Regions from separate parts of the Homo sapiens genome. Here region 2 is linked to region 1. The links are chromatin loops, found by intact Hi-C in ENCODE. Cell type or tissue: GM12878. All regions are shown on one strand. Links, peaks and the distances in the headings refer to the core of each region. The heading gives the core; the rest is flanking DNA.

Region 1 (5,387 bases), core at 162-5,161:
CTTCCTGCGAACTTTGCCCTGGGCATTTCTTTCTCTGTTTCTTTATCAACATAGAAACTTACTCTCTTAAGTTGGTTTACCTCCCGGTAAATAAATTCATAGTCCTCGAGTGCTCAGGCACATCCACAGTAATCCAAAACGCCCAAAGTAATGATAAATATGTGGAATGGCATTTTATGATTTACAGAATGTTTTCACAAAAAAATTATCTTATATCTCCACAACAACTTTGTGAAGTAGGCAAGAGAGATTCTCTCTGAGGTCTGAGACATTCAGGAATTAGTTCAATTTGCTTAATAAGTCAGCAATGGACCCAGTGCACGTGCTGCCTCTGTGCTGTACTCCTCCCACCAATGTGCTCATGCAGGCAATGGGTGGGTGTGTGGGCAGCCACAGCAGATTGGTTGGGTCTCATCATCAGGTCCAGAGCCATGGAGCCCAGAAGCTGGCTGCTCCCTTCTTCATATTAGAAAAGCACCTCAAAATGGTGCTTGCCTCCTAATGGTGGTTGCTGAGCCTAGTGATGGCAGGGGAACAATGACTTGAAAAATCAAAGGGGATTGGTCCAGCCACAGAGTCAGAGTCAGGGTGTAAGTTAGAATTTAAATAAACTTTCTTCATATGTGACAAGAATGGTTCCCTGGTTCAATCTGCTTCATTGATCAGGGAGAATCCCAGTCTACACAAAGAGCATTTCAGCATGGAGAGATATTTCTCACGAATTCTGAATAGCATTTCTCTTTCAGAGGCTATTTTCCTTCCCTAAAACATGACTTTCTCCCCAACAGAATTAAGTCTTCATAGGACAGAGAGGCTTTTTTTTTTCTTTTTCTTTTTGGCATTTGGATGGTTTGGTCAATCTTCTCTTCCTTATTCCAAAGTTTCTTCCTGTCGGTTTCAGTTCCAGAACTAAAGTAAACAACAATGGAAACAATAACTGACACCTTATAAGCAATAAGAAAAAAAGAGAATATGATAAATAATCCTGAGATGCTATTAAACCACAGCCAAGATCAAAGTCAGAATCTCACATGGCTCTGGGTTTGGCATTTACCTTCCCGGGACTTCTGCTATGGGGCATTCGCAAGAGCCACTGACTCAGCTTTGAATAAAAGACATCCAGATTAATCTGAAGGACAAAGCTGGAAAGGTCAGGGGTCTAAAAGGCCCAAATGAGGAGGGTCGTTCCTTTGAAACAAAGCCAAAAGGCAGGCAGGCCATGGCTTCTCGAGGTAGCAGACGGCTATAGCAGCATACTGTTGTCTTAGAAACAGAAAGAAAACTTAAAGGTCCTCTAGTCCAAGCTTGAGTGCACAGATGTGGAAAGTGGGGTCCAGAGATGAAAGAACACTATTCAAGATCTCACAGCTTGTTTGCAGCACAGCCAGGGCGGCAATTTGGGTCCTCTGGCTTCAAGTACAGCATTGCCTCGGCATCCCCAGTGCTGCTGGATCCTGCCCTCCTGCACCTTGGGGGAGCTGCAGGGGAAAATGAGTTTCCCCAGTGTGAACTTCCAACAGTTATCTCCTTTGGCAGCAACAAAGCCAGATTGAAGGGTTTCAAAATGATATCACAAGTTCATGGGAAAGATCCTGAAGCCTAATAAACACCTACGATGTTGCTAGCCCTGCCCAAGGCTTTTTAGAAGACGTCCCGTTCTAGCCCAGCAGGAGAGCGAGCATCTCAGGGCAGACACGCCAGCGGCCAGGACACCAGGAGGAAGCTATCTGTCTTCAGCTTCCCTCCAGAGTTGCTGTGGAGACCATTTTCCTCTGACAGATCTCTGACCCTGTGTCTTCCATGGAAAATAAATGGAGCATGTCCTGAAGAGGAGGACAGACATTGGACATAAGGAAGAGCAAGTGGACGTCTGGGACTGACAAGGGGGCCAACCAAGAGGATGCACGTTTGGACCCAGACACAGGGAGAAAAGTGTGTTAGCGTCTGGCACAGAACAGGGCGAAGAAGAGGCAGGGGATAGCTTGAACATGGCTGTGACGGACGTGACCAAGCAAGTAAGCAAGACAGGAGCGACGCCTCTGGCTAAGACAGGAACAGAGAGGGAGTATTTTGTTGATATCTGGAAGCCCACACAGCAAAGAAGGCGTATTTGGAGACATCAGTGACCGAGATAGGACGCAGCAAGCTATCGTGCTTAGAACGTGAGTGAGACAGATCAGACACAGTGAGTGACGGGAACATGTCAGAGACACCAGAGACCACGCGGCAAAAGCAGAGAATCTGGGAAGAGGGAGTGTTGGGAAATAAAAAGTGAACAAGGAGGCCATTATGTCCCCTGACTCCCTCCAGCGCCACCTGCTGGAATCTCAGAGGAAAAGCCCAGCGAGCACCGGGTTCCTGCACTGGCGGACGGAAAGCCTCAGGTGAAGAGAATACCGGGTGCAGTCGCGCACAAGCAGCAGCTTAGGACCTGGCCCTCTTTCGGAGGCATGGCTGTCTTCTGGGTCATTGTCCCAGGGGCCTAAGTGTCACTGGGCTGAGCAGCCACCAAAGGAGAAGTTGCTGGCGGGTGACACTGACTCTCCCACTGGCCACCACACTCCACTGCATCCCTAGAGAGAGGAGAAGATTACAGAACCTCAGAATTGGAAAGGATGTTGCAGATCATCTCCTGAAAGAGCCCACCTGCATGGCAGGAACACTCTGTGCCATGCAGATGAGTAGCTATTTGGCTTCTACTTAGGAATTTCCATTGACAGGCCAGTCCATATTAATTTTTGGCAATAATAACTATTAGAAATAGCCCATTAATGTTCAGCCAAAATCGGTGTCCATATGGCTTCTACCTGATGGACCTATTACGCCTATCAGGCCCCCTCAACATTGTGCCCTCTACCGATTATATCCTCCAAGTTTTCTCTACTCCAAGCTACACATTCCGATTTTCTTTAATAGTTCATTATATATTATAGTTTCCAGATTATTCCCCATAATGGGCACTGTCCTTTGAACACCTCTCTTGAATTATGGTACTAGGAAAGTGCACAAATTTTCGCAGGGAGCCTGACTTACATCATGTGCTTTTCATCATCAATTGGGTTTATTTCTATTAATGTAGTCAAATTCAGTTCATTTCTAAAAATGGTAATAAGTTATTGGCGTATATTGAGCTTGCTGCCAACTTTGATCGTTTTTGATACAACAACTGTCAATTCCTGAGGTTCTTTATTACATTGCTGCCTAGTTGATTTTATTATTTATTTATTTATTTATTTATTTATTTATTTATTTATTTATTTGAGCCAAAATATAAACCATCACATTTTACTCAGTTAAACTTTGTTATATCGGTTTGGTATCACTTTAGTCAGCTGAGATCATTCTAAATCATAGCAATTTTAACATTCAAGATATGATTATTTAGCACCCACTCAAACTAGACCTTAAGTTTTTTGCAAGCACATAGGAAGATCAAATAATCTACAATGGTAGATATTTCAGTTTAGTGTCATCTGCCTTTTAGTTTTTCAGGCAAGGTAAAAAATGTTGAGCAAGATAAAACAGAGAATCATAGTTACCCCAAGACAGGCTTCCTTGCAGTCAAACATCTAATGCTCAATGTGCCTGAGAATGGACCCGCTCTGGCAGGCTTTGTCCAATACCTTGCTAAAATGTCTCTGTCAAACAGAAAATCTGTCCTAGCAGATAAAGAAATTATTTGGCATGAATTATTATACAACAGTGAATCTTACTTACACAAGCTATGAGTCTATGGTTTCTGGAGATTAGCTTTAGTGTTTCTTGAAAAATTGGGGCAATATTTACTATCTCCAGGCTTCCACCTATTCCCCAGTCCTAGAAGAAGTTCATTCGGACTTGTTAGCAACAAGTTTTTTTTAAGCCCCTGAGATATGACACATCTTGGCTCAGAGAGAGTTAAATGCTTTCCATCAATCCTGGACAGCAACTTTCTCCCTAAAATGTTCTCTTCTTTCCAGTTGGAAGTCTATTCTTATTATAGCAGAATATGCAAGATTTCTTCCCTAAATAATGAAATCTAACTATTTCTGGGTTAGATCTGAACATAGCTCTGAACATAGCTTTTGTTCATCCTTGATTCATCCTTGGTTATATGTTCCTTCCTCCAGATTTTCCACATGCCATTTTAAAGTGTAAACTCTCTAGATAACTCAAGATGTGCCCTCAGGCCTTTACATACTCCCTTACATTTTTATCTGTCTGATTCATTGAATATATCTATTTAGAGAAAAAACAATGAATGAAAAAGAAGGAATGAAGGTTAAAAAGGAAGGAAGGAGAGAAGGAAGAAAGGGAAGGAGGAAGGAAGGAAGAAGGAAAGGAAGGAAAGAAGGAAGGGAAAGAGGGAGAGAGGGAAGAAAGAAAATAAGAATTTCTCATCTCTCATTGGCCAAATCCCCTTTGTATCATATTTGTTATTATTGTCATTATTAGCAACGATAAAAACAACCACCTATTAGTGCAGCACTGGTGTGCCAGGCATTGGGCTGAATGCAGTATGTGCCTTAATTCATGTATTACACCCATTTAACAGGCAAGGAAACTGAGCTTCAGGGAGCATAAGTAATTTGCCCAAGTATACACAGTTAATAAATGACAGGGTCAGACCTTACATTTAAGTCATTTTTGACACCAGCACCTGTGCTAGTAACTGTTCTACTGTATTGTCATTCATCATTTTGACAACTACCACTATGGATACAGTATTTAGGTCTCGCTGTCTCTAGCATTTCTTTGTCCCACTATGGCAGACTCCTGGGTGAAATGAATATGTAGAGGGGTGCATGTTATAAATGTTCCACCTGTGAGAAACCTGCAGTGTGATGTGGCATTTCCATTTATTGCAACACAATATGACTGTGACACTAACATGAGACTCTTTCCTGCTAACTCCATCTGACCATTAAAGAAGAGTCATTGCCAAGTGGAACCCCATGTTTTCTGTGACGTAGAACTAGGGAGACTAGGTGTAAAGGGGGAAAAAATCCTGTGAAGGTAGGAGGAAAGTCCGGAAGACAAAGAGAGGGGCCACATGAATAAACATAATAAAGAATGAGGGGTGAGGATAAAAGACAAGGCGAAAAGATCAGAGCTAAAGAAAGCCATGTGGTTGGGCATGTGGAAGGCTCCAGAGCAATTGGAGAGAGGAAGAGGTTCTTTGAGAAATGTTTCCGAAGGGCTACATTGGCTCTCTCTTTCTCTCCCTCTCTATCTATCTTTGACATTGGCAAACTCAGCTTCAATATATTGGCTCTCTTGTACAATTCTTTTAGAGATTTAAATAAAGATTGAAAATACTCTAGTATTGCTATTTGATGTCTAATGCCAGGTTACATCAATATAGCTCTGGCCATGGAGAAAGGACAATGGCCCAGCATCTAACTCCA
Region 2 (5,387 bases), core at 326-5,325, 190 kb before region 1:
GTTAACTACTTACAAGTTGAATATATATTGCATGGTTACAGAAAGTCATCTTCTGCAAAAAGAAAGGTTCAAAATCTGTATACTCTATTAGAGAGCTCATAATCAGGACAACAGAGCCTTTTTTGTCCAAGGAGAATAGAAGACCAGCTCGACCGCTGCCTGTGTGGAGTTTTGGCAAGCAGCCTTGTCTTAATCATATCACATTCTCTTACAATTTTGTGCTTCTTCTCCCCAGTCCTTCTTTCCATGGCTGTCTTCCCTCATGAATATTTCCACTGCGTTCTACAGATATTTTGTGTTGTTTACCAAATGCTACTTGCACCTCCTTGCCCCTGCTGACTCGGGTGTTTCCCCCAAGGACACTCTTGACTTTGGAATAGTGAGAATAGGGGATGCCCATTCTCCTCCAGGGTTGTGGAGAAGACTGGAATCATCTTGATTTTCTGAGGCAGCTTTCAGGCCATCATTTATCTGCCCTGCTGGAAAAGCAATGTTAAGGCACATGCCAGGTGAATCGCTAACGATGCCTCATCTCTGCTGTCTAGACACTGGTCATACCCCCATAAGTAATTCAGGCCTTTTGGCCTCTAACAGACACAGCCTTTCTTGACAACATTCATGTCATTGTCCTAGGAAGCTTCTATGTCCACGTAGTTTATTCATCCAAACCTCTGGCCTCACATTTTCTTAGTCCAGACATTTTAAATGTCAGCCATGGTATGCTTGAGTATGTTTATATGTTTGTGATACACATTTGTGCCATTCTAATTTAAGATTCATTTCTAGTCTAAGAGTTCATGACACAGAGAGCTTTCAAGGCACTCAACACCTCTAGGATCAGTACTGGTGGATAAATTTTACTTATGAAGGAAATGCTCTCCCCCTAACAGAAAATAATGTCTGTTCTTGAAAACTGTAAAGGATGCTACCCCAGTGAGTGTCCGTGGGCAGAGGAGGTTTTCTCAGGGCTAAGTGTGGCACTGAGGTGCAGTGAGCTGAGGGATGGACATGGAGCACTGAGGCTTAGGTTCACTTCCTCCTGCCACATATGTGACTTCCATTCCTTGAGTAGCCCCTTCTCTAACTTTAATGCCACTTTTTACACCTAATGTATGGGATTCCTGCAAACACTAAAGAGAATGTTTGGGAAAATGCCTTTTATAGAGATGGGTGTGTAATATCACTCACTACATTTTACATTATTAATAATTGGTTTATTGCCATACATATAACCATATATATAACTATATATAAATATATATATATATGTACATGGCCATTCTTTTCATACACTCAACTCATTTCAAATGGATTCCAGGCTAAAGTAAAATATGTATCTAACAATGCCCTGAGATGCAGTAGAGACAGCTGCATTTACGGGCTTACCTGAGGTGGGAGAAGTTTTCTTCTCTTCTCTCATTTATATTAACAAATGCAAACAAACACTTCAAGGCACAACCTGAAGTGTACTAAAGGATGTTTTGGTGGTAAGGTGACTTTCCCTGGGTGTTAAAAATATCATATTCTTCCTTGTTATGAATTCACTTAAGAAACTATAGGATAAAAGACACAAGTTTAAAAATATCTTTTGTATCCTCTTCATTCATTGGTTGTGAAATTATGCATGTCAAGCATTTTACTGAATGTTTTTCATGTTATTTCATTTAATCCTCACAACAAAATTATGTTACACATGATGCATCTCCACTTTGCATGTTCAACATATATTTAATGAATATGTATCAATCAACTTATAAATTCTGATCTCTGATGAAGATCCAAGGGGAATTTAAAGATAGTATCATCATCAACATGGAAGAGAAACACAAATAACTAAGGATAAAACATAAGAAGAATAGCAACTTCTATTTTGACTGCTTTGTAGTTGAATGACTTATTAGACATCTAGGCCAAATTGCCCTCTAAATATCTAGATCTGGGAATCAGAATTAGGATGGTGCTGACAAAAAGTTTAGAAGTCATCAGTGGATAGGTATTGGAGCAGAAAAGGTAAACTAAGACCTCCAACCCCTCCCCCCTCCCCCAACACACATACACATATACACATAGCTGTGGCCTTTTAACTCATTTCCTGGGTAAAGCCCATATTCATTAGGATAGAATAGTGGCCACATGTTAATAAAAGGAAGAAGAAGAGCCAAGCATTTTTGGGGATTACGTATGTTTTTGAGCAGAAGAGAGTGAGTTGATATCATTTGATCCCCTAGTTCCAGCATACCTAATGCTCACTCCATCTCATCCTATTCCAATTATATCATTGTATTACTCCGTTCTTTCACTGCTATAAAAAAAATACCTGAGACTGCATAATTTATAAAGAAAAGAAGTTTAATTGGCTCACGGTTCTGCAGGCTGTGCAGGAAGCATAGGGGCTTCTGCTTCTGGGGAGGCCTCAGGAAGTTTCCAATCATGGCAAAAGGCAAAGGGGGAGAGAGGTGCCTCACGTGGTGGGAGCAGGAGAAGAGAGAGAGAGAGGTGAGGTGCCACACACCTTGAAACAACCAGATCTCATGAGGACTCACCATCGTGACGACAGCACCAAGGTGGATTGCGTTACACCATGAGAAACCACCCACATGATCCCATCACCTCCCACCAGGACCCACCTCCAACTGGCACTGGGGATTACAATTCTACATGAGATTTGGGCGGGGACACAAATCCAAACCATATCAATCAGTCAATAAATTATTTTACTTTTTGGTTTAATCTGGTTATAATTCGTCACTTATAATGGGAAGATCTTGACTAATATAGAGGAATGAGATCATTATTATGTATGAAGACTGCAGAGAATAAAAAGTGAAGAAACTCTCTTCCTTTGGCTCCCTTGTGCCCTGGAACATTACCTGTTACTACATCTAGATGGCAGCCTCATTCTTCTGTCTTGCCTTATTTAACTAGTTCTTTATTTCACTAGAAGGGTCCAGAGAGCTGTGCCTAACTACATTCTCCATCAGCTTTCCAGTTAAACACACAGTCCAGTTCTGCTGGCAATAGAGACCCTCACCTTCTTTCATCTCCTCCCTCTTTTCTTTTGTGTCCCCCTGGTCAGTAGGTTCCATCAGGATGGCTCTCTCTGGAGCTGGAAAGAAAGAGTTTCAGGTTTTTCCAGTTTCAAAAAGTAAAGCAGCTTCTAAAATACAGACATTTGTGTTAATATTGGCTGTCTATTATAGCCTAACACTATTTCATTATTTAGTCTATGTCTCTGCTTTACACAAAATAACAAAAACAAAAATGAAATCTTCTCCAAAGAGAGATGGAGAGGAACAATCCTGTATTACCACAGAACACAAAGAAAAATATCAAAGAAAATTGTATCCTTTCTTTTTCTCTCTTCAAAATATAGAGCTCACAATTATTCTATTGTAGTAGGAAAACAAACATGCAAAGTCTAGAAATCCCTGATTTATAAATGTCTTCACTATTGTGTGAAAATCCTGTGCTGGTTGAAAGACAAACATGAACACAAACGTAAAAGCAAGGACATTTAGAGGGGGCTCTGGGTGTGAGCTGATAATGGAAATAATCATGCGAGGTTCCAGATGAGAACACAAGTGTTCCATTACAGGAACGGGCAGTGTGACACTAAGGCACAGCACATGGGCAGAGATAGAGCTGTAACAATAATTAGCCCAGGTTCAGGGAACACATGTACCATGCCAAGTGCCATAGCATGTTTTATGTGCCTTGTTTCAATTGATCCTCTCCACAGTCTTATAAGCCTAATACCATTATCACCCCCATACTACAAATGAGGGAACTAAACTCACACAAGGTAAGTAAACTATGTAATCTTGTAGTTCATGAAGAAGGACTGAGATTCAAACCCAAATTATCCTGCTTCTAACCACAACCTTGTGTTGTCAAACCCAAATGGAACCAGAAAAAAAGAGGACAGGGAGCGGTGATTATAAGAGATTTTCAAAAAAGTACAGATGCATATCTTCTTAAAAATATTAGTCTCTTCTTTAAGAAAGTATTCTGCCTAGATGTAATAATGAATTAATAGTAGTTTCAACAATTTAAGGACATTGAGCAAGAGCCTGACTCCTCTAGATAAAAGTGCAGAACATAGTTTATCTCTAACCACTAGGACAGCTTCCTCATATCCTCATCTGCCCCCTGATTTTGCAGACCCTTGCTCTTCAGAGTGTGGGTAAGGGCCAGCATTGGGAGCTGTTACCAATGCAGAATTACAGATCTCACCTCAGACCTACTGGGTCGGATTCTGCATTGTAGCAAGATCTGCAGGGCACTTGATCTGCAGGGCGCATTGCAGTTTGAGAAGAATCGGTTTAGACCCCTTAGAGCAATTTTTCAGAAAAATGAGTGGATTATTAAAAAATGGCTTTGTTTTTTCCCTGAAAGACGCAGATACTTCCAAGATATTGTGTAGCTTGTTGTTAATGACTCTGAGAAAGATTTACTTCAGCATCTTTAATGGTTAGCAGTCAATGGTTAAAAAAACAAGCTCTAAATCCAAACAGTCTGAATTCAAACCTCAACTCCACCACATATTATTTAAGTGACCTCCAGCAAGTCATTAAACTTAACTCCTCTGTGCCTTAACTTTCTCGTGTGAAATAAACTGCCCTTGGTACATAGGGACTACATAAGGACTTGTTTTTATTATTACTATTGCTTTACAATGATATCATTATTATTTTATTATCCTTATTGTTATCATCACCATCATCATAATTATCATTGCTCTGTTACTTTCTCTTGCTACAGATAGGAAAATTTACATTACCTGGGAGAAAAACAACCTTGATAGGAGGTGTAAATCAATTTTATTTGAAGCCACTGAATGAAAAAATATAGCTGCTCAGATCTCATAAGACATCATTCTCTTCTTTGAATCTTACAATTACTATGATTCAACTATGACTTCAGGCAAATGATCCTGATCTTATCTTTTCTATGACCTCAGCTCCAGTTCTAGAGCTCCAGTCTCCTGCTAGACCCTGTATCTGAATTTTCTACCATCATCTTACAATATAGAGATCTAAAACTCAAACAAGCATCTCTCACCACAGGCCAGCTCCTCTTCCCTATTTCAGGCCATGGAGCTTCATTTTCCCAGTCATGAGGCTGAACAATTTTGCTCTTTCTTTGTCCCTCCATGGCTCCACCTATGACCATATAATCGTCAAACTCTCTATTGAAGTTCTTAAACCATTTGTGTTTGAGGATCATTTTTTCAAAAACTTTCAAGCCATCAAAGGCCAATATTTGTATAAAAGACAATAAAATGGATCACTAGAAAATGAAATAATAAAAAGTCAAAGAAAATATAAGACCAAAATTTTTTATCACATTCAGATATTAAAATCAATTTCAATAAATTCAGTAAGTAC

What was found. Hi-C counts contacts between places; a loop is a spot of excess contacts. Peaks named below come from ENCODE experiments on the same cell type or tissue, not always from the same donor. Only the 100,000 strongest peaks of a DNase experiment are listed, where the experiment ranks them.
Region 2: a loop joins it to region 1, with 1.9 times the contacts of the local background. A loop is called at or near these places in 7 of 110 quality-filtered maps.

What each region holds. Positions count from the first base shown.
Region 1 is chr5:148,480,721-148,486,107 of GRCh38, forward strand. It overlaps HTR4 (5-hydroxytryptamine receptor 4), which reads right to left. Exons shown (of 7, transcript NM_000870.7): 7 at 827-2,573. The coding sequence ends at 2,483. The region is part of intron 2 of LOC107986462 (a long non-coding RNA gene); the gene reads left to right. Among named protein-coding and RNA genes, the nearest start is that of FBXO38, 99 kb to the left of the region's middle. In GM12878, for the core only: a CTCF peak has its summit at 2,329 (motif pointing left); a DNase peak (open chromatin) is centred at 2,201.
Region 2 is chr5:148,287,890-148,293,276 of GRCh38, forward strand. FBXO38-DT (FBXO38 divergent transcript) reads right to left here. Exons shown (of 5, transcript NR_105057.1): 4 at 2,363-3,106. Among named protein-coding and RNA genes, the nearest start is that of SPINK13, 22 kb to the left of the region's middle. In GM12878, for the core only: a CTCF peak has its summit at 2,880; no DNase peak of the experiment used is centred there.